Linked DNA regions of Homo sapiens: region 1 is linked to region 2. A link is an interaction called in ENCODE POLR2A ChIA-PET data of the cell type or tissue named here. Cell type or tissue: PC-9. All regions are shown on one strand. Each heading gives the region's core, and the rest is flanking DNA. Links, peaks and the distances in the headings are about the cores only. Region 1 overlaps CDK12 (cyclin dependent kinase 12). Region 2 holds the start of LOC124904107 (U6 spliceosomal RNA).

The links. Peaks named below come from ENCODE experiments on the same cell type or tissue, not always from the same donor. Only the 100,000 strongest peaks of a DNase experiment are listed, where the experiment ranks them.
Region 1: POLR2A ChIA-PET joins it to region 2 with 12 read pairs; 7 of 35 experiments call an interaction of 5 or more read pairs at or near these places.

The regions. Positions count from the first base shown.
Region 1 is chr17:39,533,036-39,545,276 of GRCh38, forward strand. CDK12 (cyclin dependent kinase 12) reads left to right here. Exons shown (of 14, transcript NM_016507.4): 14 at 1-1,509. Among named protein-coding and RNA genes, the nearest start is that of NEUROD2, 69 kb to the right of the region's middle. In PC-9, for the core only: no CTCF peak of the experiment used is centred there; DNase peaks (open chromatin) are centred at 1,056 and 6,116; H3K4me3 peaks cover 865 bases; H3K27ac peaks cover 1,344 bases.
Region 2 is chr17:39,479,053-39,491,599 of GRCh38, forward strand. It overlaps CDK12 (cyclin dependent kinase 12), which reads left to right. Exons shown (of 14, transcript NM_016507.4): 3 at 11,505-11,681. It overlaps LOC124904107 (U6 spliceosomal RNA), which reads right to left and starts at 3,536; the gene lies at 3,434-3,536. In PC-9, for the core only: no CTCF peak of the experiment used is centred there; DNase peaks (open chromatin) are centred at 6,759 and 7,499; H3K27ac peaks cover 4,002 bases.

The DNA.
Region 1 (12,241 bases), core at 1-8,000, 52 kb after region 2:
AAAAATAAAATCTACTTATAAGAGAAAGGTGCATTACTTAAAAAAAAAAAACTTTAAAGAAATGAAAGAAGAACCCTCTTCAGATACTTACTTGAAGACTGTTTTCCCCTGTTAATGAGATATAGCTAGATATCGGTGTGTGTATTTCTTTATTATTCTCTGGTTTTTGATCTGGCCTTGCCTCCAGGGCCAAACACTGATTTAGAAAGAGAGCCTTCTAGCTATTTTGGCATTGATGGCTTTTTATACCAGTGTGTCCAGTTAGATTTACTAGGCTTACTGACATGCTATTGGTAAATCGCATTAAAGTTCATCTGAACCTTCTGTCTGTTGACTTCTTAGTCCTCAGACATGGGCCTTTGTGTTTTAGAATATTTGAATTTGAGTTATTGGGCCCCACTCCCTGTTTTTTATTAAAGAACGTGAGCCTGGGATACTTTCAGAAGTATCTGTTCAATGAAAAAAAGTTGGTTTCCCATCAAATATGAATAAAATTCTCTATATATTTCATTGTATTTTGGTTATCAGCAGTCATCAATAATGTTTTTCCCTCCCCTCTCCCACCTCTTATTTTTAATTATGCCAAATATCCTAAATAATATACTTAAGCCTCCATTCCCTCATCCCTACTAGGGAAGGGGGTGAGTGTATGTGTGAGTGTATGTGTATGTATGATCCCATCTCACCCCCACCCCCATTTTGGGAGTCTTTTAAAATGAAAACAAAGTTTGGTAGTTTTGACTATTTCTAAAAGCAGAGGAGAAAAAAAAACTTATTTAAATATCCTGGAATCTGTATGGAGGAAGAAAAGGTATTTGTTAATTTTTCAGTTACGTTATCTATAAACATGATGGAAGTAAAGGTTTGGCAGAATTTCACCTTGACTATTTGAAAATTACAGACCCAATTAATTCCATTCAAAAGTGGTTTTCGTTTTGTTTTAATTATTGTACAATGAGAGATATTGTCTATTAAATACATTATTTTGAACAGATGAGAAATCTGATTCTGTTCATGAGTGGGAGGCAAAACTGGTTTGACCGTGATCATTTTTGTGGTTTTGAAAACAAATATACTTGACCCAGTTTCCTTAGTTTTTTCTTCAACTGTCCATAGGAACGATAAGTATTTGAAAGCAACATCAAATCTATACGTTTAAAGCAGGGCAGTTAGCACAAATTTGCAAGTAGAACTTCTATTAGCTTATGCCATAGACATCACCCAACCACTTGTATGTGTGTGTGTATATATAATATGCATATATAGTTACCGTGCTAAAATGGTTACCAGCAGGTTTTGAGAGAGAATGCTGCATCAGAAAAGTGTCAGTTGCCACCTCATTCTCCCTGATTTAGGTTCCTGACACTGATTCCTTTCTCTCTCGTTTTTGACCCCCATTGGGTGTATCTTGTCTATGTACAGATATTTTGTAATATATTAAATTTTTTTCTTTCAGTTTATAAAAATGGAAAGTGGAGATTGGAAAATTAAATATTTCCTGTTACTATACCACTTTTGCTCCATTGCATTTACTTCTTAATCTGTACCCCCTGAGCATATCTAATCATGTATAAAGGACGTTTTTCCTCCACTTTATCTTAGGGGTTCTCTGTCTCAGAATCATTATAGACTCATTAACTCCCCCTCCCAGCAAAAGGTTATCAGGATTTGAAGAGGTGCTTGAAAACGCTAGACTAGGAACTAGAGAATAAATGAGTTGGGAAAAACCATGAAATGTGATTTTTTTAAAGTAGAAAAGTTATACAAATAATGGTACCAAACCATCAAAAGAGTTGAGCTTCATGTACCCTGACTCCTCCTGACAGGAGAGGTAAGTGGGTTTGAGCTCAACTGTCATCAAGGGAAGTTGGTAAGAGGCTGTTTAGACCCAAAGGATAGTCTTAAACCAGACTTCACCACCCACCCTACCTCAGTTCCCATGTTATTACATGCAGAGTCAGCATGGGGATTAGTGTACCTACCTTTGCTGAGATTTCCCGATGCGTTGCCAATCCAGAAAGTGAATCAAAAAGTTGTTTAAAAGTTAAAATCTCTATTGTTTCCAAAATCTTTCCCATCTCCACCTGAAGACAGAATTGCTTCCCCTTCTCTTTCATGGCTTAGAACACAGGATAAATTTGCCCCTGTGGTATGTGCTGCAATCCTGCTAGTTATGACAAATGGGCAGAGGGCAGATAAAGTCCACTAGGAGAAAGAAAGAAGGGCGATAGGTATCTGAAGTTGTAAATGGGGTGAGCAAGTCATACAGGAAGGTTAAGGGATACACCAGAGCAAGGGAAATTAGAAGGAAGTTGAGTTCAAAAACTGGTGATGATGAGAGTTGCTAACCTGTTTTTGAATCCTCAAAAGTTTAAGTGGTGTTCCCTTTCCTGTGGGCTAAGTCACATCTTATAAGGAGAATGGAGAGCTCAAGATTGTTCCAATTTCTGGAATTATGTGTTCCTGGTTGCAAGTTCATGATTGGGGTATAAACTTCAACCTACTAGAAAATACTGTTTTCACTTCATAGCAGTGAAAATTGAAGCAGTGTCTTTTCAATTCTGGGCCTAAAGGCTGAGGACCTTACTAACCTAGATTTTTCTGTCATACCCAAGGCCATTTCTAACCAGAAACCATGCTGTTCAGTACCTCAATTTCTTAGGCACTGTTCTTTCCTAGATAGGCATCCTTAACTGTATGGTTAATGCCTCAAAGAAGTAAACAGTTAATGCTCTTGGTGCTGATCTTGGGATTTCCATTGTTATTAAAGATTGCCTCATAGCTTGACTGTTTTTTAACTATGGAGTGACTTTTCATATCCTAATCATCCATAAGGGCTAAGTGGAATGGGAATGGGGAATTCCTCAAGGGAGGAAGCACTCAACCATTCCAAGGGAGAGGTGGAACTGCTGAGTCTTCTGGTTGTCCTGAGAGGCAAGGTGAGCATTCCTGGACACTTTGGTTAATTTTACTGTCCAGGTGTGACAGTTCTTATCTGTAGGAACACCTCCAGTGTTCCTAATTAGGAATTCTCTCAAGTAGGAGATTACTCCAAGCCAGAGTTGAAAGACTGGGGGAGTACGACACCTGAAGGAATTACTGGTGGTACTCCTTACTGTACGCAACTGTCTCTCCATCTCCTATCCACCCACTTCTTTTCCCTATTTCTCTTTCTCCCCACTCACCATTCAACTGGAATAATTTAGGCCTACCATCGGTATTGATTGCTTAACCCTACCAGGTATTTAGAGTTACTGCTATTTCATTGTTTTGAAAGGTAATGAGAGTCAATTCAGAAGACAAATGTCTATCTGGATCCTCAACCTACTGTAGTGGAAAGTGAAGGAGAAAGTAAACTAACCATACTTTCTTATTGCTAGGAGCTATGAAAGGAGCTTTTCATTTGTGTTATGTAGGGTACAAAAGATTATTTTGTACCCTGGCCAGGAAAGGCAGGGAGTCATCTTTCTGTCTTCCTGCTTCCCCTCTTTCAACCTTCACCTTTTTATCCTCTTCTTCCATATCCTGAGATTGTTGCTTTTGCTGATGACATTTCTAAGCTCAGTTGCAGATGGTGTCTGTGGGAAGTAAAGCTTGGTGAGAAGAGGGCTCTCTGGTATCTAAGAGAAAGCAGATAAGAGTTGCTTTAATGTCCTGGTGATTAATCACTGGGGTGCCAAAACACTTTGACCACTGGATTTCTCTCATATCTCTTATCTCAAAAAATTAGTACTCCAAGGCTGAGAGAAAGAGACTGATACTGAGTTTGTCTTTCATACCCTCTAAGTGGGTAGTTTGTTAGTGGACCATTCTCAATTTGCAACCTTCAGCTACAGCATACTTCTGTGGAATAAGAAGGTATAGCCATGAAATAAATTTACTTAGACCCAGGTTCTCTAGGACCTGTAAATGGATGGACTTTTTGATATCTTGCTCTGGCATGTTTGTAAACTACAGATAGTATTGACAGCTCTAAAGGAATGAAGGGCATTTTATCCAGGCCAAACCAACCCTGAGGGAGGCAGCATGAAGAAACCTTTAAGAAGTCCACCATATAGCAGTCAGAGCTAAGTAAAGAACAAAGTCTGAGTCTTGGAGGATGTCTTTTCTCTACCTAAGGGGCCTATCTGATGGACTCTCTAGGAGGGGATCCTTCTCCCTCCTCAGTCTCAGAACTACAATAGTGCCTAATGAGGGACACCCTTGGTGAGGATCAGCTTGTAGATGACCCTCCTCACCAAGGCTAATGCAATTTTGAATGCATTTGGACCTGGAGAAAACAGGCTGAATTCAAAGACCTAAAGAAAGCTTAGTAGCCTGGTCCCTTTTTTAAAGTCTGGAACTTTTTAGTTTGGCCTTATACTAGTGTTAATATTTATAATTTCTGTTAGGGGACCAAAAGTCTCAGAAAATGAAGCAATATAAGAGGTGGAAATAAGGGTAAGAAGGGAGAACTAGAAGAGTCTGGTAGCTGGGCTGCAGAAAGAGACTTGGGGTATAATTCCTTATTTTTATTTATTTATTTATTTATTTATTTATTTATTTATTTATTTTTGAGATGGACTTGCTCTTCTTGGAGTGCAGTGGTGTGATCTCGGCTCACTGCAGCCTCCACCTCCCAGGTTCCAGCAATTCTCCTGTCTCAGCCTCCCAAGTAGCTGGGATTACAGGTGCGTGCCACCATGCCCAGCTAATTTTTTGTATTTTTAGTAGTGACAGGGTTTCACCATGCTGGCCAGGCTGGTCTTGAACTCCTGACCTTGTGATCCACCCGCCTCGGCCTCCCAAAGTGCTCGGCCTCCCAAAGTGAGCCACCGCGCCCAGCTTGGATATAATTGCTTATAAAGAAGAGAGGGATACAGGATGGAAGGAAAAATTATGGTTGAGTTAGTGAAATTTATAGGATAATTTTCTTAGAGATTCACAGTTCATTTCAGGAAGACCCCATTAAAGCACCAATACTGAGTAAAGAATTCCCCTTAATTACAGTAGTCTTACCTTTAGGGTTGGAGGATGGGCCAAGAACCCCTAGGATACTATGAAGACATTTTCTGTAGGGAAACTAGAAAAGATGGGCAAATATGTTAAGCAATATGTAAGGACATTTACTTAACACTGTTATCTACATAGTTCAAGAGAGTAATTCAAGAATAAGGAGGAATGACATGGATGCATCACATTAAACAGTTATTTGTATTGTTTGAATTTCAAAACTCCTGCAAGTGGTTTTAGGTATGCTAAGTCAACCTAGAGACTAGTAGTATTCCTCTGCCACTCATTTTAGATCCAAATGATGGCAGTGCATAGAAGAACAAACGAGAATATGCGAATTAGAGTCACAGAATGTTAGAGCTACAAAAGAAGATTAGTTTGTTTGGTTCAGTACCATCTTTAACCAGTAAAAAATGCCCAGAAAGGCCGAGGAACATGTATGGTGTTGCGAGAAAGAAGGGAGAGAAAGGGAACTAACATTGTTGGGTACCTGCTATGTGTCAGGCGCTGCCTAAGTGCTTTGTTTTTATCTTGATTGATTAGCACCTTGAGGCTAAGGGATAGAATGAATAAATGGCAAACCCCGGCTACCTGGGAGCGGTGGCTCACGCCTGTAATCCCAGCACTTTGGGAGGCCAAGGTGGGTGGATCACGAGGTCAGGAGATCGAGACCATTCTGGCTTACACGGTGAAACCCCATCTCTACTAAAAATACAAAAAATTAGCCAGGCGTGGTGGCACAAGCCTGTAGTCCCAGCTTCCCGGGAGGCTGAGGCAGGAGAATTTGCTTGAACCCAGGAGGTGGAGGTTGCAGTGAGTGAAGATTGCGCCACTTCACTCCAGCCTAGGCGACAGAATGAGACTCCATCTCAAATAAATACATACATACATACATACATACATACATACATACATACATACATACATAAGGCTAGTATCCTGAGCAATATGTAGGAGATAAAAGGGAGTGGTAGACCACGTTTTTCTCTCTAACCACACAGGGCTAAACTAGAGGAAGTAAAGAGTCAGCATTTGAGAGTGAGGTTAATCTAAGGAAGTATTTGCCAAACTGTTGAAAGCGACTCATAAATAACTTCTCCATTCCTAGAGACCTTCCAAAACATGTTGATAAGAGTTAGGACTGATAGGGACCAAGATTACTCTTGGCTCTGGAATTGATTTTCATTTTGGAAAATCAAGTCATGACCTGAGAATGTGGGATTAATTGTACAAATAGGAAACAAAATGGAGCTTCTCATCCTAAAATGTCTTCAAAGAGAATAGTATTTATCTACCATGAATGAAGGAGATAAATTCCTTTGGTGACTGTACTTGTTTTTTTGTTTTGTTTTGTAACACTTTGAAGTCATGAAACTGAATTTGTAATCTTGGGGAGATTCAGTGCCAAGTTCAAGGCAGGTGGCAATTTGAAAATTGACAGAATAAGATTGTGTTCCTCATGGTTGTTTGATATAATATCCCAATAGTTATACCATGAGGGCTGCTTCAGTGGGGAGCATTAATATCATTAGCAGAGGCATGTCCTGTGTACAGACAGGACAACCTCTGAGGAAGAAGACTGGGGGAGGGTCCCACCTTCAGGAAGCTTCTGGGTCTTGTGAGAGAGGTCAGTCTTACAGCTGGTGGAGAGTGGGGAATCTGTAAGTCAACATATCAATGCAGGTTGTAATATAAAACTATTATAATAAGAGGAAACCAAAGGAAAGAAATAATCGGAGAAAGTGGACTTATTCAGAAACAATTATTTGAAAATAAAGAAGATAGGGGACATAGAACAGAAGAGGAAGGTGAGCAGTGGGAGGAATCTCATGGAAGAGGGCTCATGTATGTTTTGTGCAGAGGCTGTGAATTGGCTGACCAGAATGGTACAGGAAAGGAGTATTAGGAAATGAAGTTGGAGGAGCAATCTCATTGGCTTGAATGAGGAATTTGAGTTGTTAAGCAGTAGCAGGGAACAGAGCATGATGAGATGAAAATCACATTGAGGACTTTTGTAGCAGTACTTGGTCAAGGAAGCAGGAAAGTTCACTAAAATATTATTGTTCTTGCCAAGACATGAAGCACTGAGAGTTTACAGTAGAGTAAGACAAGGAGAATCAGAGGAAAGAAAGTGGGTCCATAGGAATTAGCAAGGCTTGGTCACAGCTTGGATGTGAGGAGAGGGATAAAAGCCTCAGGATGATGATCCCAAGACACATTTGTGCTGTTGGTGGTGATGAAAGCTTGATAAGAGGGAACTGCTTTGTTTTTAAGTAGGAAGTGTTTTGTCTTATTAACCAATTGATAGGATGTGTCAATGTTCAGTATTGCAGAGTCTAGGAGGGGGCACTGCCCCTGGAGGATAGTGGAGCATGCACCATGTGTCCAGATGATAACCTGCATGCACCCTGCCCTTTTCAGGTTGAAGAACCAGGCAAGAGGGAGTCTGTTGCTAGGGTGTGCCCATAGACTTCAAGAATGCTATCCTACTCTGGATCTGGGAAAGAAAATAGTATTTTTGCCAGTTTCTTCCCCTTTAATGCTTTGAAAATGGGATATGACTAGCCTGTGGCAGCATGTGCCTGTGGATGCACAATTCTCTAGCTTGATTCTTGGAAGGCCTTTTTCTGTCCCTCCCTAGGGATCATTTGTATCTCTGATTCCTGCTCCCAGAGCCATAAAGTGGGAGCCCCCATTTATTAATTGGGCTGGGACTGGGGCGGGGGTCGGCGGGGGACTCTTTAGTGCGGCAGGCGGGGGTCTTCCCGAATGAGCCCATTAGCCAGCCCCAACGGCAGCTGAAACGGGGCCTCAGCCAAGTCCTCTCTGTTTCAAAAACCCTCCATTCCCTGCAGCAGATCAGAACAAGGCCTGCGGGAGCCCTTAGCTTCTGATTGCAGCTGAGAGGAAGGACAAAACAATTTATAGGAAGCCAAGTAGCTCCTGTCTCACTGTGTCTTCCTTTCCAACTTTGGGGAAGGGGAAGACTGGGATATGGTGTCGCCTCCCACCATGGCTTGTTACAGGCTTAAAGTAGGGGAGAATGAGAGTATATGGACATTGATTGAACACTTATGTCAATGCTGTGGATGTGTTTACACATGTCCCTGCTTTCTTCTTCCCATCTACACACAGTTGAGTTGGATTAGCAGCTACTACTTATGGGGGGCTCCCTAGGTGTGTGCTAAGTCTGGGGGGTGGGGAGGTATGCTTATCATACTCCTTCCTGCCCCATACCTGCTCTCAGTCTCCCATTTGCTTTATCAAAATTCAGGGTTAGAGTTAGACTGCCTCAACTTCTTTTCCTCTTAATGGGAGGAGTTTGAGTTTGGCTCTTTTTTTTTTTTTTTTTTTTTTTGAGACAGAGTCTCGCTCTGTCACCCAGGCTGGAGTGCAGTGGCGCGATCTCGGCTCACTGCAAGCTCCGCCTCCTGGGTTCATGCCATTCTGCCTCAGCCTCCCAAGTAGCTGGGACTACAGGCACCCGCCACCATGCCTGGCTAATTTTTTTGTATTTTTAGTAGAGACAGGGTTTCACCATGTTAGCCAGGATGATCTCGATCTCCAGACCTCGTGATCAGCCTCCCAAAGTGCTGGGATTACAGGCGTGAGCCACCGCATCCGGCCCCGAGTTTGGCTCTTAAAGGAAGGCCTCCTTCTGAAACATACTTGTCCCTTTGGTTAAGCCAGCAAGGGAAAGGTAGGCATCTATAGGGGAGTTTCTCTGCAGTGGCCCAGAGAGAAGCTGTAAAGGGCAGGAATGAATGTATCACTTCCTGATGGAATGACACGTCTTCTCCCTTAGGGAATCATAGATTGCCAGGGCTAGGAAAGAGGTCAGGTAATCTAACCTCTCCCTTTACAGAGCAGGAAACTGAGGCTTAAGGAAGGAAAGTGCCTTGCCCACGCAGTCGCACAGCGAGTTAATGGCAGCCAGCCAGAACTAGATCCAAGAGGCCAGAATCTTGACTTCTGCGAGTAGAGTGCCCCCAACTTTAAGATGACCCTTTCCTGAGAGCCCTGAGCTTCTTCAGGAAAGGAAGGATGGACTGTGAGATTTGAGGAGGGAGAGAGAGATTGAGGGGGAAAGGTAGATCTAGAAAGACTGGGAAATTATATATACATATATATATGTGTGTGTGTGTGTATCTTAAAGAATAATCTTTTTTTTTTTTTGAGACGGAGTTTCGCTCTTGTCACTCAGGCTGGAGTGCAATGGCGCGATCTCGGCTCACTGCAACCTCCACCTTCTGGGTTCAAGCGATTCTCCTGCCTCAGCCTCCCGAGTAACTAATGGCTAATTTTTTTGTATTATGTAGCCTGGCTAATTTTTTTGTATTTTTAGTAGAGACGGGGTTTCACCATGTTGGCCAGTCTGATCTCAAACTCCTGACCTCAGGTGATCTGCCTGCCTCGGCCTCCCAAAGTGCTGGGATTACAGGCGTGAGCCACCGCGCCCAGCCTCTTATTTTCTTTTTCTTTTTCTTTTCTTTTTTTTTGAAACGGCGTTTCATTCTTGTTGCCCAGGCTGGAGTGCAATGGTACGATCTTGGCTCACCACAACCTCTGGCCTCCCGGGTTTGAGCAACTCTCCTGCCTCAGCCTCCCAAGTAGCTGGGATTACAGGCATGTGCCACCATGCCCGGCTAATTTTGTATTTTTAGTAGAGATGGGGTTTCACCATGTTGGTCAGGCTGGTCTTGAACTCCTGACCTCAGGTGATCCACCCACCTGAGCCTCCCAAAGTGCTGAGATTACAGGCGTGAGCCACTGCACCCAGTCTAAGAATAATCTTTCAATGACATGCAGATTATACAAGTGTAATTTTTATTTAAAGTCAAGAGGCTGGTTCATTGGGAAGCAGATGGCAGCCACAGCCAAAGATCCTGATGCCCTCAGAGTTAACCCAAACTTCAAAGAGCATTTTGCAACTATCTCTGGAGGTTGGATAGCAGGAAAAGATCCTTAGAGGCAATGTGAGGAATTCACCCTAAATCTCAACTGAAGCTCTTTTGCTATATTGAAAAGAAAAAGGGAATGGAGAAAGAAAACACATCGGCTAGAAAACTATGGTGGCGGAAGGGGGTCCCTGAATGATAGATGAGATGATAGAACTCAGCAAAAAGAGGTATGCTCTGAGATTACAGGAAAATGGTAAGGGGACCTTCTCCTCTCCTTTATTTTAGTTTTTAAAGTTTTGAGTTGTTTGATATTCTCCTTTGATGAGGCAGAAGGAAGGTGGTATGTGGTGATCCACAGTGGCCTAAATACCCTAAATAGTGTGTTCAGTTGGCTGACACGCATTGCTGGTTCTGTAAGTCATCTCAGTCTGGTGCCAAGATGCCTTTCCCTCTTTAGACCCCTCCTGGATGTATCTACAGTCCCTTCCAGTGTTTGCTTTCTCTGAGCATATGAGTCTGGGAGCCACTGATGAGCAGAGAGTGGAATACTGGAGCATGCCTAGGCTGGAAGCAGAATGGTGAAGGGAGGAGGGCATCATTGGGCAGATTAGAAAGAGTTAATGGGTCTAGGGGAGAGGTACTGGGGATCTGCAAAGTGAATATTGTCTGCTGCTGATGAAGAAATAGATCCCAGTACATATCCTTTACGTTTTGTTCATCAACTTTGATAGACAGCATAGAGGAAATGTGGAACTGGTCTCCATGTAAATTTGTCTCTAGGGAATGTATGATAGACCTACTTGTCCAGATTACATTAAGTTTGCTGTCCTGCAAACCTCCTTTCTCACAGTCAGGATCCTTTTTTGCCTTAGAGTCCTTCCTGAAGGAGCTGTTATGGATGAGAGAGCCACAAGTCCAACCTCATGATCTGATCTAAAACTGGGTGGCCTCCTCCCAGTCACCTTCTTTTATTAGCCTTATATTAACCATTAACCTTCATTGATCTTTATGATTCTGGGTTTCACAGCTTCTGTTTCTGTTGAATTCCCTAACTTTAAGAACCATGTTTTTGCTTTTATCAGCCTGGGAGCTAGGTCCCTGGAGACAAGAATTTTAGAACAGTTATGACTCTCTCTGGGAGTGTACTAAGGTTAGTCTGAATCCTTCTGGGGAATTCAGGTTTGAAGGAGTTAGAAGAGTGCTAACATCACCGTCACTGTTACCTACCAATGGATGCTTCCTGGGTGCAAGACCAAAGATGTTCTTTGGTGTCTAGTCCCTTGTCTCATGTCTAATGTAACCTGCCATTTTCCTTTACAGGTAGGAGCAACGGTGGGAATGCCCTCTGAGGAATGCAGTGATGTCCATCAGTCACCTCTCACCCAGAGCCTGGCAAATTCAGTCTCTTTCACAGAACCTAAAGCCAAGCCAGGTAGGGGCCTAAAGCCAATCAGAGGTCACTGGCCTGCTTTTGTGTGGGATGACCCTACTCCCATCCCACCCCACCCCACCCCTGGTCTTAGAGAAGTTTCTTTCTTTTTTTTTTCTTTTTTAATTTTTATTTTTTGAGACAGAGTCTCACTCTGCCGCCCAAGCTGGAGTGCAGTGGCGCAATCTCAGCTCACTTCAACCTGCGCCTCCGGGGTTCAAGTGATTCTCGTGCCTCAGCCTCTTGAGTAGCTGGGTAACAGGCGATCTTTTTTTTTTTTTTTTTTTTTTTTATGGAGTTTTGCTCTTGTTGCCCAGGCCGGAGTGCAGTGGCATGATCTCGGCTCACCGCAACCTCCGCCTCCCGGGGTTCAAGCGATTCTCCTGCCTTAGCCTCCTGAGTAGCTGCGGTTACAGGCATGCACCACCACACCCGGCTCATTTTGTATTTTTAGTAGAGATGGGGTTTCTCCATGTTGGTCAGGCTGGTCTCCAACTCCCGACCTCAGGTAATCCGCCCGCCTCAGCCTCCCAAAGTGCTGGGATTACAGGCGTGAGCCACCGCACCAGGCTAACAGGTGATCTCAGGGAAGTTTCTTATTCCGAAAGATCTCCAGAGGAGTTTCCTTAGCTTTTTATTTGACCCTATATTCTGATGTTCTGCCTTCTGATTAATAGATTCTCCCTTCCAGCTAGAGCAGGTAACCCCCTTTCTTGGCATTCCTGTTCTTTCCTCTTGTCCAGCTGTGCTAATGGATGTTCCTCTACAGTGGGTTGCTGATGTCAGTTAGTGGGTTACTCTCAGCCCTCTCCTCCAGGGCAGCTAGCCCTCTAGCCCACAACCCCATCTATATACACAGCCTTGCAGGGTCTCACTCCTGTTGCCCAGGCTGTAGTGCAATGGCATTATCATAGCTCAC
Region 2 (12,547 bases), core at 2,150-10,149:
AATCCCAGCACTTTGGAAGGCTGAGGCGGGCAGATCACGAGGTCAGGAGATCGAGACCATCCTGGCTAACACGATGAAACCCCGTCTCTACTAAAAATACAAAAAATTAGCCGGGCATGGTGGCGGGCCCCTGTAGTCCCAGCAGCTCGGGAGGCTGAGGCAGGAGAATGGCATGAGCCCGGGAGGCGGAGCTTGCAGTGAGCCGCGATCATGCCACTGCACTCGAGCCTGGGCGACAAGAGCGAGACTCCGTCTGAAAAAAAAAAAAAAAAAAAAATCTAAAAGTTTTGTAAGGAGCTCACTTATATTCTCTGTTTTATCTTCTCACTCGAGACTGCAGCAGCATAATGTTGAGAATGTGACTTACACATCATTTTTAGTATGTTGTGGGTGGAATACAGAATGCAATTAGTAATGTTGGTTATTTTAATTGATGGGTAAATAAAACTTCTAATGGAGCCAGGATCAGGGCTTGTGTGAAATGACAGTGGACTTGTAAAAGAAGTCAGTGTGCACATAAAGAACATAAAGCTTACATTAGAGGATTTGTCTGTTTTTTTTTGTTTTGTTTTGTTTTTTGTTTTTTTCCCCCGAGACAGAGTCTTGCTCTGTTGCCCAGGCTAGGATGCAGTGGCATGATCTCGGCTCACTGTAATCTCCGCCTCTCGGGTTCAAGCAATTCTCCTGCCTCAGCCTCCCAAGTAGCTGAGACTATAGGTGCTCACCACCATGCCTGGCTAATTTTTGTATTTTTAGTAGAGACAGGGTCTCCTCATGTTGGCCAGGTTGGTCTGAAATTCCTGACCTCAGGTGCTCCACCCACCTTGGCCTCCCAAAGTCCTGGGATTACAGGCGTGAGTCACTGCACTGGCTTTTTTTTTTTTTTTTAAGACAGAGTTTTGCTCTTGTTGCCCAGGCTGGAGTGCAATGGCGTGATCTCGGCTGACTGCAACCTCCACTTCCTGGGTTCAAGCGATTTTCCTGCCTCAGCTGCCTGAGTAGCTGGGATTATAGGCCCCCGCCATCACGCCTAGCTAATTTTTATATTTTTAGTAGAGACGGGGTTTTACCATCTTTCCCAGGCTGATTGCAATCTCCTGACTTCATGTGATCCACTCATCTGGGCCTCCCAAAGTGCTGGGATATAGGCGCGAGCCACCGTGTCCAGCCTAGAGGATTTAGTGTCATTTTGGGAAAAGAATGAAACTTTACTTTTTTTTTTTTTTTCCGAGACAGAGTCTTACTTTGTCGTCCAGGCTGGAGTGCAGTGGCGTGATCTTGGCTCACTGTAACCTCCATCTCCATCTCTGAATCCCAAGTGATTCTCCTGCGTCACCCTCCCAAGTAGCTAGGATTACAGGCATGTACCACCATGCCCAGCTAGTTTTTTTTTTGTTTTGTTTTGTTTTTTTGAGAGTTTTGCTAGTTGCCCAGGCTGGAGTGCAATGGTGCGATCTCAGCTCACTGCAACCTCTGCCTCCTGGGTTCTAGCGATCCACCTTCCTCAGTCTCCCAAGTAGTTGGGATTCCAACTAATTTTTTGTATGTGTAGTAGAGAGAGGGTTTCACCACGTTGGCCAGGCTGATCTCGAACCTCTGACCTCAAGTGATCCACCTGCCTTGGCCTCCCAAAGTGCTGGGATTACAGGTGTGAGCCAGCACGCCCAGCCGAAACTTTTCTTTTCTTTCAAACATGTATTTTGAATAGGAGTGTACTAGCTCAGGTATCAAATGCAAGAGTGAATTCAGCTAATGGTATTTCAAAAGCCTTTCTCATTTGTGGTCTATAATTCTTGATTTCAAGAAGCAAGGCAGCCCACGTCCAACATAGTACAATCTACATGACCATAGCTATTAATGGATATATTTCTGCCTTAAGTAGATCATCTGTATACTTTTCTTAGAAATTTCAGTTAACCAGCCGGGAGTGGTGGATCACGCCTGTAATCCCAGCACTTTGGGAGGCCGAGGCCGGCGGATCACCTGAGGTCGGGAGTTGGAGACCAGCCTGGCCAACATGGAGAAACCCCGTCTCTACTAAAAGTACAAAATAAGCAGGGTTTGGTGGCCCATGCCTGTAATCCCAGCTGCTTGGGAGGCTGAGGCAGGAGAATCCCTTGAACTCGGGGGGCGGAGGTTGCGGTGAGCCGAGATCACGCCATTGCACTCCAGCCTGGGCAACAAGAGCGAAACTCCGTCTCAAAAAAAAAAAGAAAAAAAAAAAAGAAATTTCAGTTAACCATATAGAATTTTTAAAGTCTTCTTTTCTTCTTTCTCTTTTTTTTTTTTTTTTGTGGCAGAATCTCACTGTCACCCAGGCTGGGGTACACTGGCGTGATCTTGCCTCACTGCAATCTCCACCTCCTGGCCTCAGCCTCCTGAGTAGCTGGGACTACAATCACAAGCCATGCCCGGCTGTTTTTTTTTTTACATTTTTGGTAGAGACCAAGTTTTGCCATGTTGCACAGGCTGGTCTCGAACTCCTGAGCTCAAGCAGTCTGCCCACCTTGGTCTTCCAAAGTGCTGGAATTACACGTGTGAGCCACTGCGCCCAGCACTTATGTGCTTGCTCGCTCGCGCGCTCTCTCTCTCTCTCTCTCTCTCTCTCTCTCTCTCTCTCTCTCTCTCTCTCTCTCTCTCTCTCTCTCTCTCTCTCTCTTTCTCTTTTCTTTTTTCTTTTTTTTTTTTGACAAAGTCTCATCCTGTTGCCCAGGCTGGACTGCGATGGCACTATCTCGGCACACTGCAACCTCCGCCTCCCGGGTTGAAGTGATTCTCCTGCCTCACCCTCCCAAGTAGCTGGGATTACAGGCAAGCGCCACCATGCCTGGCTAATTTTTTGTATCCTTAGTAGAGATGGGGTTTCACCAGGTTGGCCAGGCTGGTCTCAAACTCCTGACCTTGTGATCTGCCCGCCTCGGCCTCCCAAAGTGCTGGGATTACAGGCATGAGCCTGGCTTGCCTTTTTTTTTTTTTTTTAACAGAGTTTCGCTTTTTTTAGCCCAGGCTGGAGTGCAGTGTTGTGATCTCCACTCACTGCAACCTCCACCTCCTGGGTTCAACCAATTCTCCTGCCTCAGCCTCCTGAGTAGCTGGATTACAGGCGTGTGCCACCACACCCTGCTAATTTTGTGTTTTTAATAGAGATGGGGTTTCACCATTTTGGCCAAGGTGGTCTTGAACTCCTGACCTCAGGTGATCCACCCGCCTCGGCCTCTCAGAGTGCTAGGATTACAGGCCTGAGCTACCGCACCTGGCCTTGCTCTGTTTTTCTAATAGCCTTGTTCATTTGGAGCGTACTGAACTTCAGGGGAGTCTACATTATTTTTAAAGGCTGTATCTCTATAAGTTCAGTAAACTCCAAATGAACCAGGATTTTCCTAGTAGAATGGGATGCTTGGTTTCCATTTTTTATGTACTTAACTAAACTTTTTTTTTTAGGGAACACTTCACGAATTTGTGTCATCTTTGTGCAGGGGCCATGATAATCTTTTCTGTATTGTTACGGTTTTAGTGTATGTGCTGCCAAAGTGAACAATCAACTACATTTTTTTTTTTTTTTTTTTTTGAGGCAGAGTGTCTCTCTGTCACCCAGGCTGGAGTGCTGTGGTATGAACTCAGCTCACTGCAACCTACGCCTCCCAGGTTCAAACAATTCTTGTGCCTTAGCCTCCCAAGCAGCTGGGATTACAGGCATGTGCCACCATGCTTGGCTGATCTTTGTATTTTTAGTAGAGAGGGGTTATGCCATATTGGCTAGGCTGTTATCTAACTCCTGGCCTCAAACAATCCACCTGCCTCAGCCTTTCAAAGTGCTGGGATTACAGGTGAGAGCCACTATGCCTGCCTCAACTAAATTTTTTTTTTTTTTTTTTTTTGAAACGGAGTCTCACTCTGTCCTCTAGGCTGGAGTACAGTGGCATGATCTCGGCTCACTGCAACCTTCGCCTCCTGGATTTAAGTGATTCTGCTGCCTCAGTCTCCTGAATAGCTGGGGTTACAGGCTTGTGCCACCACGCCTGGCTAATTTTTGTATTTTTCGTAGAGACGGGGTTTCACCATGTTGGTCAGGCTGGTCTCGAACTCCTGTCCTCAAGTGATCCACCCGCCTTGGCCTCCCAAAGTGCTGGCATTACAGGCGTGAGCCACCTCGCCCTGGCTCAACTAAATTTTTGATAAAAGTTTGTAAATAGTGGTGAAATCACTGTTTCTTTTCTTTTTTTTTTTTAAGAGACAAGTTTTCCCTTTGTCGCCCATGCTGGAGTTCAGTGGCCTGTGCACAGCTCACAGTATCCTCTACCTGCTAGGCTGGAGCGATCTTTCCACCTCAGCCTCTCAAGTAGCTTGGACTACAGGCACGTGCCATCATGCCTGGCTAATTTTTGTACTTTTTTGTAGAGATGGAGTTTGACTGTGTTGTCCAGGGTAGTAGAACTCCTAGACACAAGGAATACACCTTCCTTGGCCTTCTAAAGTGCTAGGATTACAGGCATGAGCCACCGTGCCTGGTCTGAAATCATGTTTTAAACAACCAACTTCAAGGGGAAGGAGATAAAGGATTATATTTAAAGTAGTTTACGCTGTTAAAATGGGCAAATTATCTCATTGAAAAATTTAGTGTTTTTTAAACAGTTACAATTTATTTATTTATTTATTTATTTATTTATTTATTTATTTATTTTTTGAGGCGGATTCTTACTCTCATGATCCGCCTACCTTGGCCTCCCAAAGTGCTGAGAGTACAGGCGTGAGCCACCACCCCTGGCGTAAATATTTATAAATTTTATATTTTTTCTTTTTTTTTTGTTTGAGACAGGATCTTGCTCTGTTGCCCAGGCTGGAGTGCAGTGGCATGATCTTGGCTCACTGCAACTGCTGCCTCCAGGTTCAAGTGATTCTCATGCCTCAACTTCCCAAGTGGCTGGGATTACAGGCATGAGCTACCACACTTGGCTAAGTTTTTGTATTTTTAGAAGAGACAGGGTTTCACCATGTTGGCCATGCTGGTCTCAAACTCCTGGCCTTAAGTGATATGCCTACCTCGGCATTCCAAAGAGCTGGGACTACAGGCCGTAGTCACCATTCCTGGTCTATATTCTTTTTTTATTAACAGTATTTTTATTAGAAGTGTTTCCATTACACCCACAGATTCAGTTCAGATTCCAAAATACTATTCATATTCTAAAAGTTTGGCAGTCCTAGAGCTTGGTAGGTTTTTAAATTACACATGTATTATGAAACCTAATTACCACATGTGAATTTGTGTATAGGTATAAATGGGGAACTAGGAAATACTGATATAGTTAGGGTACATCAGCGCTTCCTGGTAGTGACTTTTCAAGTAATGACTGTGATGTATAGTATCTGCTCCCCTATGATAGACTCACTTTGCATGTACCACATGTCCGCAACCCTTTATAATACTGAGTGTCCTATGCTAAAGGTGATAATGTTAAGCATTGTAGTTTTGAGGCTGTCATTAAATTTTCAAGGTTTTTAGTACATTGGAATTTACTGAAACAGGATTTGACCTCTATTCAAATTGTATATCCTGAACTGGTAGGACATAACCTATCAAATACTCATTCTGTCTTGAAATAAACATGCTAAAAATGTAATATTTTAGAAGCAGTATACATTTTTCATACATGTTCAATATCCCTAATCCAAAAATCTAGAAATCCTCCAAAATCAGGAACATTTTTAGCGCTGACATGATACTCAAAGGAAATGCTCATTGGAGCATTTCAGTATTCAGATTTTTGCATTGAATATGCTCATCCAGTATAATGCAAATAATCCAAAATCTAAAAATTTTAAAAATTTGAAACACTCAGGCCGGGTGCGGTGGCTCACGCCTGTAATCCCAGAACTTTGGGAGGCCGAGGCGGGCGGATCACGAGGTCAGGAGATCGAGACCATCCTGGCTAACATGGTGAAACCCCGTCTCTACTAAAAATACAAAAAATTAGCCAGGCGTGATGGTGGGTGCCTGTGGTCCCAGCTACTCGGGAGGCTGAGGCAGGAGAATGGCGTGAACCCAGGAGGCGGAGCTTGCAGTGAGCTGAGATCGCGCCACTGCAGTCCAGCCTGGGCGACAGGGCGAGACTCTGTCTCAAAAAAAAAAAAAAAAAAAGTTCAGACACTCTGGTTTGAGGCATTGTGGATAAGAGAGTACCTAATCTGTATTAGTACTTTATTTGAGCTCATAAAGTAAACATTGGAGAAAACAAAAATATGAAACACAGATTGGCTGGGCATGGTGGCTGATGCCTGTGATCCCAGCACTTTAGGAGGCCAAGCTGGAGGATTGCTTCAGGTGGGAGTTTGAGACCAGAGCTTAGGCATCCCCCCCCTTTTTTTTTTTTTTTTTTTTTTGGGAAACAGAGTCTCACTCTGTCGCCAGGCTGGAGTGCAGTGGCTCAATCTCAGCTCACTAATCTCCACCTCCCGGGTTCAGGTGATTCCCCTGCCTCAGCCTCCTGAGTAGCTGGGACTAACAGGCGGGTGCCACCACGCCTGGCTAATTTTTTTTGTATTTTGGTAGAGACAGGGTTTCACAATGTTTGCCAGGATGGTCTTGATCTCCTGACCTCATGATCCCCGGCCTCGGCCCCCTAAAGTGCTGGGATTATAGGCATGAGCCACTGTGCCTGGCCCCTGTCTCTTAAAAAAAAAAAAAGCAGCTGTGGTGGTATGCACCTGTAGTCTCAGCTGCTTGGAATGTTGTAGTGGGTAGATCACTTGAGCCTCGAGGCTGCAGTCAGCTATGATTGCACCACTACAGTCCAGCTTGGGTGACACAGCAAGATCCTGTCTCCAAACAGACAAAAAACCATAGACTGAATTTATTTGAAATGATGATGACACAATTAAAATACCTTAATTTTTCTTTTTTCTTTTTCTTTTTTTTTTTTTGAGACAGAGTCTTGCTCTGTCGCCCAGGCTGGAGTGCAGTGGGGTGATCTTGGCTCACTGCAACCTCTGCCTCCTGGGTTGAAGCGATTCTCCTTCCTCAGGTTCCCAAGTAGCTGGGATTTTGGGAGTGCACCACCATGCCCAGCTAATTTTTGTACTTTTAGTAGAGATGCGGTTTCACCATGTTGGCTAGGCTGGTCTTGAACTCCTGACTTCAGGTGATCCGCCCGCTTGGCCTCCCAAAGTGCTGGGATTACAGACATGAGCCACTGCACCCTGCCTCTTTTTTTTTTTTTTTTTTTTTTCTGTGAAACAGAATCTTGCTCTGTCACTTAGACTGGAGTGCAGTGGCACAATCATGGCTCACTGCAACCTTGGCCTCCTTCCCTGGCTCAAGTGATCCTCTCGCTTCAGCCTCGATAGTAGCTGGGACCAGAAGTGCATGCCACCACTCCCAGCTAACTTTGTTTATTTTTTTTAGAGATAAGGTCTCACTATGTTGCTCAGGCTGGTCTTGAACTCCTGGGCTCAAGCAATCTTCCTGCCTTGGCTCCCAAAGTAGTGGGATTACAGGCATGAGTCACCATGCTCAGCCTGATTTTTCTTGTTCTTCTAGTGAAGCCAAACCAAGAAGAAATCTGTTTTGAATAATGAGGAATTGAGATTTGTAAAGAATATTCCGACAGTGGTTGAGAAATTACAAGTTTTTTTTCGCTGAACATCTTAAAAATTAGAATAATTTAAAAAATCTATGTTGGTGGGGTGCGGTGGCTCATGTCTGTAATCCCAGCACTTTGGGAGGCTGAGGTGGGCAGATCATGAGGTCAGGAGTTCGAGTCCAGCCTGGCCAATATGGTGAAACCCCATCTCTACTAAAAATACAAAAAACTAGCCGGGCGTAGTGGCACACGCCTGTAGTCCCAGCTACTTGGGAGGCTGAGGTAGCAGAATCACTTGAACCCAGGAGGCAGAGGTTGCAGTGAGCCAAGATTGCACCACTGTACTCCAACCTGGGCAATAGAGGGAGACTCCGTCTCAAAAAAAAAGAATCTATATTACATTGTGACTCAAAGAGTTTTCTGATAATAAGTTTTGTTTCTAGGATGGAAAAATCTGAGTGCAGATTATAATAATGTTGCATGTTCATCTCTCCCAGTATTTCAACAGAAAGTTTCAGATGATCATTATCTACTCCACTGACTATCCCAGTTCTGGTTGATGTGGTACAAACTAACCTATATTGTATTGTTCTGTCTGATTTACAAGGGATTAAAACGATAAAAATTGGCAGGAGTCAATAGCTGTTGAGATTTATGTTCTTATATTTTGAGTAAATGACATTCTTTTATGGAAAATTCACACACAAGGGTTAACAGTATTCTTTAAAAAGATACATTGCAAGAGATAGATCTTTGTGGTCTAGGAAATATTCATGCAAAGCACCAATATTTTCCTTTATAACTACCTGTCATAAAAATAGAGAAGATTGCCTGTGGTTAAGGTTCTCAGATCTTTTTCAACCATCTGATACTGTGAAGGAATAGAGAAGACCTATCTGGCCTGATTTTATTTGTAGACATGAGTTAGTCTGTTGTACTATAGATGTCTTATTTTTTCTGAGGATGTGCATGACACAATTTTTTTTTTTTTTTTTTTTTTTTTTTGAGATAAAGTCTTGCCCTGTCACCCAGGCTGGAGTGCAGTGGCACGATCTCGGCTTACTGCAACCTTGACCTCCCCAGTTCAAGCAATTCTCATGCCTCACAAGTAGCTGGAACTACAGGCACATGCCACCATGCCCAGCTAATTTTTGTATCTTTATTTAATAGAGATGAGGTTTCACCATGTTGGCCAGGTTGGTCTTGAACTCCTGGGCTCAACTGATCCGCCTGCCTTGGCCTCCCAAAGTGTTGGTATTACGGGCATGAGCCACCACACCTGGCTCTTGGCACAAAATTTCTCTACCACTTATTAATAAATTGAGATAGGCAAAAAATTGTATCTGGGCCATACGTGGTAGGAGGCGAGGCAAGAGCATCACTTGGGGAGGTCCAGGATTTTGTGACTAGCCTGGGCAATATGGCAAGACCTTGTCTCTACAAAAAATTTCAAGAATTAGCTGGGTGTGTTGGTGTGTGCCGTGGTCCCAGCTTCTTAGGAGGCTAAGGTGAAAGTGTTGCTTGAGCCCGGGAAATTGAGGCTGCAGTGAGCCATGATTGTGTCATTGCATTCCAGCCTGGGCAACAAAGTGAGTCCCTGTCTCAAAAAAAAAAAAAGATTGAAAACTGACTTTTCTGATCTATTCCTGGAAACCTATCTTTCTACAAAACCCCACTGACTACTATAATTTACTGATTACTGGGAGAGGCTTCTGCCACCAGGTGCCTTAATAATTCTGAAATAGTTGCTTGGACCCTTTTTCTTTAGATTTTTAGTTTGATGATTGTCTATTTTGGCTGGTCAGGTTTGCCTTCTGCTTTGAAGTGAACGGAATGATTCAGTATATTTTTTATTAGTTTTGACTTACAACTTAGCTATATTTCTATTTTTTTGTAAATATCTTCGGCAATTTATATTTTTTACAGGGAAAGCATTCTAAAATACTATTTCTTTTTTCCAAGATTTTTGCACCTCTTTAGCGATAGAGTAGTATTAAATTGTTGAGCTCTTCTTGTTTGTTAAATCTTTGCTAAAATGTAGAGTAAATTCGATGAACTCCACGAGTTGCAGTGATACTTTGTGAATTTAAGAAAATTACTTCCTGCATTTTATTTCTATTTTTAAATTTTTTATTTTTCGAGACAGAGCTGCCCTTTGTTGCCCAGGGTGGAGTGCAATGGCATGGTGATGGCTCACTGTAGCTTTGACTTCCTGGGCTCAAATGATGCTCCCACCCCAGGACTGCCGGTTGCCATCTGCCCCCAAGTAGCTGGAAACACACACTTATACCACCATGTCCAGCTAATTATTTTTGAGACAGAGTCTTGTCACCCAGGCTGGAGTGCAGTCGTGCGATCTCAGCTCACTGCAACCTCCTCCTCCTAGGCTCAAGCAATTCTCCTGCCTCAGCCTCTCGAGTAGCTGGAATTACACCACCACACCCAGTTAATTTTTTTTTTTTTTTTTTCGAGATGGAGTCTCACTCTGTCTCTCCGGCTGGAGTGCAGTGGCGCGATCTCAGCTCACTGCAACCTCCACCCCTGGGGTTCAAGCAGTTCTCCTGCCTCAGCCTCCTGAGTAGCTGGGAGTACAGGTGCACCCAGCTAAATTTTGTATTTTAATAGAGATGGGGTTTCACTGTATTGCCCAGGCTGGTCTCGAACTCCTGAGTTCAGGCAGTCTGCCCACCTTGGCCTCCCAAAGTGCTAAGATTACAGGCGTGAGCCACCGTGCCTGGCCAGTTTCTATATTTTTAGTAGAGACAGGGTTTCACCAGGCTGGCCAGGCTGATCTTCAACTCTTGACCTCAAGTGATCTGCCCACCTCAGCCTCCCAAAGTGCTGGGATTACAGGCATGAGTACTGTGCCTGTTCTAATTTTTTTTTTTTTTTTGAGACGGAGTTTCATACTGTTGCCTGGGCTGGAGTGCAGTGGCACGATCTTGGCTCACTGGAACGATTCAAGCAATTCTCCTGCCTCAGCCTCCTGAGTAGCTGGGATTACAGGCAGCTGCTACCATGCCCGGCTAATTTTTTGTAGTTTTAGTAGAGATGGGGTTTCCCTATGTTGGCCAGGCTGGTCTCGAACTTTTGATCTCGTGATCTGCCCGCCTCAGCCTCCCAAAGTGCTGGGATTACAGGCTTGAGCCACCGTGCCTGGCCTAATTTTTTTTTTTTTTTTTTAATTTTTTGTAGTGATGGAGTCTCACTGTGTTTTCCAGGGTGGTCTCAAACTCCTGGCCTCAAGCAATCCTCTTGCCTCAGCCTCCCAAAGTGCTGGGATCACAGGGGTGAGCCACCATGCCCAGGTGAATTTTATTTCATCTCAATAAAACTCCAAATAAAATCTTAGGAACGATATATTAAGAGTTTGATAAAGGGAACTGCAAGTAATATCACAAATATTTCATTGTTTTTAAAATATACTATAGATTTCTATTTATAAAATTTATCTCAGCCAGGCATGGTGGCTCACGCCTGTAATCCCAGCATTTTGGGAGGCCGAGGCACGTGGATCATTTGAGACCAGGAGTTCAAGACCAGCCTGGCAAACATGGTGAAACCCCATCTCTACTAAAAATACAAAAATTAGTCTGGCATGGTGGCACACGCCTGTAATCCCAGCTACTTGGGAAGCTGAGGTAGGAGAATCACTTGAACCCAGGAGGCAGAGGTTGTAGTGAGCCAAGATCACGCCACTGCATTCTAGCCTGGGCGACAGAGTGATACTCTGTCTCAAAAAAAAAAGAAAAAAATTAAGTATCTTTAGTTGTGATTAATTATTTTTTTTTATGTTATAGTACAGGTTTTTTTCCTTAAAAATTAGATCTTTCTAACCTTTTCGTAACCAGGCATTATGATCTTTGAAAATTTTTATTTGCGTATCTTTAATTGTAATTTTGTCATCTCTTCTCATTTATTGTTTAGTCCAAAAGAAACTCTTCCTTCAAAACCTGTGAAGAAAGAGAAGGAACAGAGGACACGTCACTTACTCACAGACCTTCCTCTCCCTCCAGAGCTCCCTGGTGGAGATCTGTCTCCCCCAGACTCTCCAGAACCAAAGGCAATCACACCACCTCAGCAACCATATAAAAAGAGACCAAAGTGAGTTTTTGGAGGAATCTGTCTTTCATGATAGTTTTCTCCCTTCCTTTTGAACTAAATCTCTCATGTTTCTTCTATAACCCACACCAGTAAGATCGTAGAAGTTTGGTCCCAAAGTATTTTTTAATTTTATTTTAATGGACAAAAGCCTTTCTTGGAGACTCAGGTCATTCATCTATGCCCTCAGATACCCAGCTATGTTTTTAGAACAACAGAAAATTCCCAAATCCAGATATACTATGAATGTTTATCTCATTATGTCTTTTTTATTCATAATATTTAGAGTACTAAGGAAGAATAAAAGCTTTTTAAATTCAGGATGTGTCAATCGTGTACACATTAACCAAAAATTAATAGATATGGGATTTTTCTTCCTGAAAGCATATAAATTGTCATGCCATAAATTGAGTATAAATATGGGTCTAATCTTCTGATTGTTAGCATTTCTCTCTTAATAATAAAAATAGGTATCATTTATTGAGCACGTATTATTGTCGTAGTTTTATATATACACATTTTTGAGACAGAGTTGCGTTCTTTGTTGCCCAGGCTGGGGTGCAGTGATGCTATCTCTGCTTACCGCAACCTCGGCTTCCTGGTTCAAGCAACTCTCCTGCCTCAGCCTCCCGAGTAGCTGGGATTACAGGCACGTGCCACCACGCCAGGCTAATTTTTGTATTTTTAGTAGAGATGGGGTTTCACCATGTTGGCCAGGCTGGTCTCGAACTCTTGACCTCAGGTAATCCACCGCCTTGGCCTCCCAAAGTGCTGGGATTACAGGCGTGAGCCACCGCGTCCGGCCTTATATTTTCATAGCAGCCTTAGCATGTAGCGATTAATTTCCCATTTTATAGTTAAAGCCATAC